Linked DNA regions of Homo sapiens: region 2 is linked to region 1. Evidence: chromatin contacts called from ENCODE Hi-C or POLR2A ChIA-PET data. All regions are on one chromosome and are shown on one strand. The core of a region is the stretch at or near the end of the contact, and the rest is flanking DNA. Distances in the headings are between cores, read along the strand shown. Region 1 overlaps RGS9 (regulator of G protein signaling 9). Region 2 has its middle 47 kb from the start of AXIN2.

Region 1 (3,422 bases), core at 552-3,051:
GGCAGGATTCCCACAGCCCACAGCCCTGCACTCCCCCAACATGGACTAGATCCAATGCCCCCAGCTTGCTCCTCAAGCAATGATAGCACCTCCATGAGGGAATCAACTTTATTCCCAGGACCTCACTTGGTGTTTGACACCTAGCCGGTGTTCAGCCTTGAGCAAGTGGAAAGCACCCAACCATGGAATACAGCATAGCTACATTTTATAGGCATTTACCAAATATTGGCCAAACAGAAACTAACTGGTCACTCCCGTCTCCTCTTGCCCCACCTCTTGCATTATGTTATGTTATGTTATGTTACGTTATGTTATGTTAGTGTAACCCATTACCCCCAAAACTGTGTAATAATTCCACTGTGGGAGAGACCAAGTGTCCGCCAATATCCACTCTCCCCATCTTCCTTCCTCTAGCTAAATCTCTAGAAGTTTAACTACTCACAAACTGGCCTAACTGAAGACTACATTTCCCGGACTCCCGTGCAGCTAGCCATGGTCATGTGACCAAAGGCCAACCAATGGGATGTGAATGGAAATGACCCATGCTACTTCCTGGTTGTGAACTTAAGATGAAGCCACCTTCCCACCATTGCCTCTTTTTCAGTTATCCCCTGGGTATGGGCATGGGTGTAGGGGTGGTGAACCAGCTTCAATCACTACCTCAAGGCAGTGGTTCTCAAGCTCACCTGGACATAGACATCACCTGGGAGAGGCGCTAAAAAAAATCCCAGTGTCACAGCTCTGTGCGTGTGCCCTGGACAGCGGGATCTTTCAAGTTTCCCCAGTGGATTCTAATGTCCAGACAAGATGGAGGAGCATCATACTTGTGACCAGGGGATGGGTGGAGCAACAAGATAAAAAAATTTATTGGTTGTTGGATTTTTTTTTCTCTTCCCTGGCCTCCATTCACTTCCAGCCCATGACCTGGACTGCCCTACTGCCTTTAGGCAACTCTGTGTTACAGACAGAAACTCTGTCATGTTTGAACCCACTTCCTCCCTTCTGAGGTCTATTTATTACTGAACTATAGCCTGGACTTTATTTAATCCAACCAGTGGATTCTGGAGCCTTCTGTCATTGACGCTCTATCCATGTGGATCTTAGTTTCCATGTGGGCTTAGTTTCTCTTTAGGACCCTGGGGGCTTAGGAGAGGAACCCTTAAACACTGATATACAAACCTAGGGTTGAGATTCTCCTTATTTCTTGACATTGGCTGGTAGTAAACTAAGGGTGTGGATTGCTTCGCCTTTCATCTCATTTTAGATCAGCATTGCAAATAAAGGCATCAGGTTAACAGCTCACTCACTCTTCCAAGAAAGGACCAGACTCTCTCACTTACATTCTGGGGGAAAATTTTTCTTAGCCCTTTGTGAGTGACTCTTGTGAGCCCAGTGGAATAGATTCAGTAAAATCTACAATGAGCAATGGTCTTTAAGTATTGAAGCTCTGTGTTTTCCCTACGGGGATTAGCAAATCTAGGTTTCAGCCATGCACCCACCCAACATTCATTTGTAGAAGTGTGCAGAGATGAGTCAGCAACCCCAGTATTTATGGGCTAAATAAGTTGTCAGAGGTTAAAAGCAAGTCAGGGGCTCTTATCTACTAATTGAATTCTGAGGAAGTTGAGGGCTAAAGGGGAGGGGTATAATGAGTGGTTTGGCAAACCACTTGATTTTTTTCTCCTGTGAGGACTTCCTATGCAACTTTTAAGAGCTGTTTTATTCACCGCGTAGCCCTTAATCGCAACCCGCTGTCCAATCTAATTATGATCCCAGCAGTGCCGTTTGGGGCAATACTTCAGAGCATGCGCAGAAACCAGGGACAAGTACATACGCTGTAATCTCTAGTGCGGGGTTTCTCAACAGTGGCACCACTGGTGGTTTGAACTGATAATCTTCTGTTGTGGGAGCTTCTGTGCATTGTAGGATACTTAGCAGCGTCCCTGGCCTTTACCTGCTAGACACCAGTAGCAACCCCCACCCACTGCCGCAGTCTTGATAACCAAAAATGTCTCCAAACACTGACCGGTGTTCCCTAGAGGGCAACATTGACCTGGTGGAGAAACACTGTCCCGGATGAATTCCATGAGACAAGGAGTCCTACTCACAGCAACATCCCCAGCGCCTGTCATAGCGTCTGGCACATAGTAGGGACTCAATAAACACATGTTGAGTGAGTAACTAGGAGGGGAGGTGGGAGGAGCACACCAAAGCCCAAACCTCTAGAATTTCCCACTGGCCTAGTGCAGCGGAAGTGAAAAGGAGCACTCAGATCTCCAACTGCAGGGAGCACGCGGGCTGATGGCCAAGCTGCTGCAGCTCAGGATCCACCAGCATATCCATGCCAAGGTCAGGCTTTCCACGGGATCTCCCAGCACATGACCATGCACCGTGGGGGTACGAATGCAGGGCCGTTCCCAGAGATGCAGGCCCTCTCCAGCAATGACTTTGGCTCAAGGACACCCCAGCAGCCTGGTCAAAACTTTCTTGGACTGCACAAAGGACACCCCAGCAGCCTGGCCAAAACTTTCTTGGACTGCATAAAGGACACCCCAGCAGCCTGTTCAAAACTTTCTTGGACTGCACTGCCATCTAAGACTCTCCCTGCCCAGAGGTCAGACTTGCAGCACGGTCTGGACTGCCCCCCGCCCCGAACCCCCTCAACACTCAACTTCAACTTTCTCCAGCTCTGGCCCTTCCTTTATCTACCACAGGTGTTTTCCCCAACAAATCTCTTGTCCATCGAATCTCACCTTGGTGTCTGCTTCTTGGAGGACCTGAGGCAACACACCTGGCATTTTAGGAGTGTGCCTGCTCCCAGCCCTCTGTCCATTCCTGTGAGATGCCATGCCCCGGGGCATCCCCTGGGGAGCTCTGCTGATGAGAAAAGCATTGTGCACAAACCCATTTAGACAAGGAGAGAGCTCTTGGAAGCGACTCAATGTCCCTTTGTCCAGAAGATTGAAGAAGACGTGAGTTTAACTCATAAATAATAGCTCACAAATTACTAACAAAACCAGACACACACTAACATTCCAAGAAACTTAAAGTTAACCTTTTATTGGTTTTAAGGCAGCAGGGAAAGTCTTCTGGTCCACATGCGTTTCTTCTGCCCAGGGGAGGGAGGGTCAGGAAGAGGAGAAGGAGTTGGCCCCTGGTAACCAGCCAGAGCATTCTTTGCCACAATCTACCCCATCTTGTCTCCCCAATCTTCAAATGTCACCCAAATGCACTTTGGTTCTCGAGCAAGTGTGTCCTGTGGCCCATACCATGGCATCTGTCAGAGCATCTTCCTGGTCCAGAGCCCCCAGCTCAGCCTGCCTCTTTCCTTACAGGCTCTCCCAGGGGCAGATGACCTCCTTTTCTGTGGCCCGGTCACCCGACTCTCCTGTTCCAGCATCCTCCGAGTCCATCAAGCAGGT
Region 2 (3,683 bases), core at 320-2,819, 290 kb before region 1:
AATGATTTTTTTTTTCCCTGAGAATCCATTTAATTATTTGATTGCACAGTAACCAAAGAGTGTGAGAGGCCTGTAGCCAGAAGGGACTTCAAAGCATTACCTTGATGTTGCTGAGTGGGGCATTAATGGGTTCTGAAGGCAGGAGATTGCTAAAGAGAGGGAAAGTATTCAAAGCGCCTCGCAATCCTGCCAGCAATCTCGAAAAATGCATAAACACTGGAATGCTCCGTCGGAGAGGGAAGGAGAGTTCAAAGGGACTGGGAGAGTTTTCATGTAAAGTTTAGAGTTTAAGGCGTGACTGTTGGCTATGGAGACTCAGCGTTTGAACTCTTGTTTATTAAAAACAGTTTCCCAGCCATTCAGCGGGTTCCCAAAGACAAGAGAAATGCAGACTTTTGCAGGGAAGAAGGTTGAAAGGCTTCATTGATTCCTACCTAGGGTTTTCCCCGCCTGCTCTTTTGTGCTTGTTTGCTGTCTTTTCTTTTCTTTTTTAATTTATTATTATTTTTTTGATCAAGTTTTAAAAGTCCCACTATCAGAGGGAGGAGGCCGCAGAGAGAGGTCTCCTCCCCGAGCCCCACCCAGGAGAGCAGGTTGCCCTGCCCCGCTGTTGGCTGTTGTGCTGGGAGGCTGGGGACTGCGCTGGTGATGCTTCCACCTCCAGGTTCTTTAGAGGCAAAGGCTGTGGGCTGGATTCTGGGCCCAGCTCTGGCTTGCTCAGAGGGTCTCCTGGCTGTGGGGTTCTCCACTTCTCTCTGCTCTTCCTTGTTTGCCTGGGGTAATGGAGGCAGCTTAGGCTCTCCTACATACGCCCTCAGATGGGGCTCAGAGAAGGCCTTCAACTTTCCAGGTCTCATTTCCAAGCCCAGGGACACGGGCTGGTATCTTGTAGTGACCCAACACTGTTCCTAAAATCCCATTTGACAGATGGTTTAGCTGGGCGCAGTGGCTCACGCCTGTAATCCCAGCACTTTGGGAGGCCGAGGTGAGCAGATCACTTGCGGTCAGGAGTTCGAGACCAGCCTGGCCAACATGGTGAAACCCTATCTCTACTAAAAATACAAAAATTAGCCAAGCATGGTGGTGTGCACCTGTAATCCCAGCTACTTGGGAGGCTGAGGTGGGAGAATTGCTTGAACCTGGGAGGTGGAGGTTGCGGTGAGCCGAGATCATACCACTGCACTGCAGTCCAGGTGACAGAGTGAAACTCCATCTCAAAAAAAAAAAAAAAAAAAGGTGGTTTAAATAAAATCCATAGAGGAACCCTCAAGCCACAGAACTGTCTCTGGCTCCCAGCTCTCTCCCAAGCGTCAGCAAAAGCTGAGCCACACTTGGATATCTGGTTGAGCTCCTTGTTCCCCATATCAGGAAGAAGTCAACTTTGCCTCACAGGTCAGTCTGGCCCCCAGAAAATGAGAGACAGTTCAGGGCAGAGCCACTTCTCATGGGCAACTCTGGCCTCTGGGAAATGTTTCTCTCCATCCACCCTGACCTTGCCAGCTTGGAGAAGCAGCCAGGAAGTAAGGGGCAAGAAGCGCTGGGCAGGATGCCTCAGCCCTGCCTGGCACTCACGCTGGGGCCCTTAAGCAAAACGCCTCTGTCTTCTCCAGCTTGTTGCAGGATGACGAATATCTGAAGCACATCACACAGGGACTGTGGCCAAACCCTCCCTGAATTAGGGCTTCTCTGTCCTTCCTTTGAGAACGTGGCTAAGGTCTCACCCAACTCTATACTCTCATTCACCTTTATTCTATGTGAAGAACAGGTTTTTAAACTAAATATTTTGTTTTGTTTAACCAGAAGCCCCCAGGCTACATTACAATTTTTTATTAAAATACTGTATGGAACCTATCCAGGCTCCCCACCCACACCCCCTTGGCTTTTTTTCATGGGAAGATGGATCGTCAGGGCAATTCCAACTGTCTTCATGACATAAGAGGAAAAAAATCACCAATTTCAAACCACAACGTTCATGTTCACACCCACGTGCATTCTCTCTTCCATATGAATTTCACTTCTCTCTGAGTCAGAGGCAGTGATGTGCCGGCAAACACTTCACGCCTGGCTCTCCAGGGGAACAAGCCCTGATGTGTCACATTTGCCAATTTCCATGGTGTAAAGACTTCCACCATGGTCGATTTCCAACTACCAACTTGAGGTCACTAAACTGGGAGTTTGGAAGAGAAGACCACGATCAGCTCTCAGAAGCCAGTGTGAGCTCATTCCAACTCACGACTGAGAAGGACTCCAAAACTGGTGAGTTTCTGAGAGGATTCTGATAGAAGCTGCCTTCTCTTCACAGTACCCTCATTCCAAAAGACTGCATCCTAGCTAAAAGGCTAAATAGTCTTTTGGCTTTATTTATTTATTTATTTTTGAGACAGAGTCTCACTCTGTTGCCCAGGATGGAGGGCAGTGGCATGATCTCAGTTCACTGCAACCTCTGCCTCCCAGGTTCAAGCGATTCTCCTGCCTCAGCCTCCCGAGTAGCTGGGATTACAGGTGCGCACCACCACACCTGGCTAATTTTGTATTTTTAGTGGAGACCTGGTTTCACCATGTTGGCCAGGCTGGTTTTGAACTCCTGATCTCAGGTGATCTGCCCACCTCGGCCTCCCAAGGTGCTGGGTTTACAGGCGTGAGCCACTGTGCCTGGCCTTTTGGCTTTATTAAACCATCAATGGATGTAGAAATAAAAGCATAAAGAATGTGTCATTGAGGCACGGGTTATTAACACTCGTTTTATCCTTTCTTTGTACCAGGCACCATGCAAATAGCACATGTGCAAATGGCTGTGTGTGTCTCCATACACACACATGTGTATGTATGTAATAATATGATACTATAATACTATTGGCTGACAGGGAGGTTTCTTTGTTCTTGCTACTCTGTTGGTTCCACTCTCCTCAAATTCCTATTAGAAAACATGGATTCAATTTTGTGGGATGTGTGGGGTTTCCCAATTTCTGTACCTAAGGTCTCATCCAATAAAGAAAATAGCTTCACTACTGAGATGTTTGCTCAGGCTAATTTACAAGGTAGTTAACTGATGGATGGGAATGACAAAAAAAAAAAAAAGTATTTTGAAGTAGCATTCAGAGTAATTTTTCTTTCTTTTCTTTTTTTTTTTTTTTTTTTTGAGACAGAGTCTCACTCTGTCACCCAGGCTGGAGTGCAGTGGCACAATCTCGGCTCACTGCAAGCTCCGCCTCCCAGGTTCACACCATTCTCCTGTCTCAGCCTCCCGAGTAGCTGGGACTACAGGCACCCGCCACCATGCCCAGCTAATGTTATATTTTTGGTAGAGACAGGGTTTCTCCGTGTTTGTCAGTGTGATCTCGAACTCCTGATCTCAGATGATCCACCTGCCTCGGCCTTCCAAAGTGCTGGGATTACAGGCATGAGCCACCATGCCCGGCCAGGGTCATTTTTCTAAAAGTCAATTTTTCCAAGGTATAATTTGTGTAAAATGAAATGCTTCCCTTTTACCACAACCAAGACCTAAAACATTTTCTCCACTCACATGCCCCTTTGCGATCAACCCTCACTTTCCCACCCCCAGCCAGTGGCAATCACCAACCTTTTTTCTGTCACTATAGATTAGTTTTGTCCAGGGTTTCTCAGCCTTGGCACTATTGACATTTTGGGTCAGTAGTGGATAATTTGGATAATTCTTTGCTGTG

What was found. A loop is a pair of places that touch in the nucleus more often than their neighbours do. ChIA-PET counts read pairs that join two places held with the same protein, here RNA polymerase II (POLR2A). Pooled maps may share reads with other maps.
Region 2: a loop to region 1 is called in a pooled map, with 4 times the contacts of the local background. The contact joins two enhancer-like sites. A Hi-C loop is called at or near these places in 8 of 50 pooled maps. POLR2A ChIA-PET finds 5 or more read pairs at or near these places in 2 of 52 experiments (HepG2 and activated CD8-positive, alpha-beta memory T cell).

The regions. Positions count from the first base shown.
Region 1 is chr17:65,227,315-65,230,736 of GRCh38, reverse strand. It overlaps RGS9 (regulator of G protein signaling 9), which reads right to left. Exons shown (of 19, transcript NM_003835.4): 19 at 3,034-3,422. The coding sequence ends at 3,330. Among named protein-coding and RNA genes, the nearest start is that of RGS9, 92 kb to the right of the region's middle. Within about 2 kb of position 1,801, at least 4 of the 41 ENCODE cell types and tissues checked have a DNase peak (open chromatin) inside an H3K27ac peak, as active enhancers do.
Region 2 is chr17:65,512,644-65,516,326 of GRCh38, reverse strand. No RefSeq gene overlaps it. Among named protein-coding and RNA genes, the nearest start is that of AXIN2, 47 kb to the left of the region's middle. Within about 2 kb of position 1,569, at least 2 of the 41 ENCODE cell types and tissues checked have a DNase peak (open chromatin) inside an H3K27ac peak, as active enhancers do.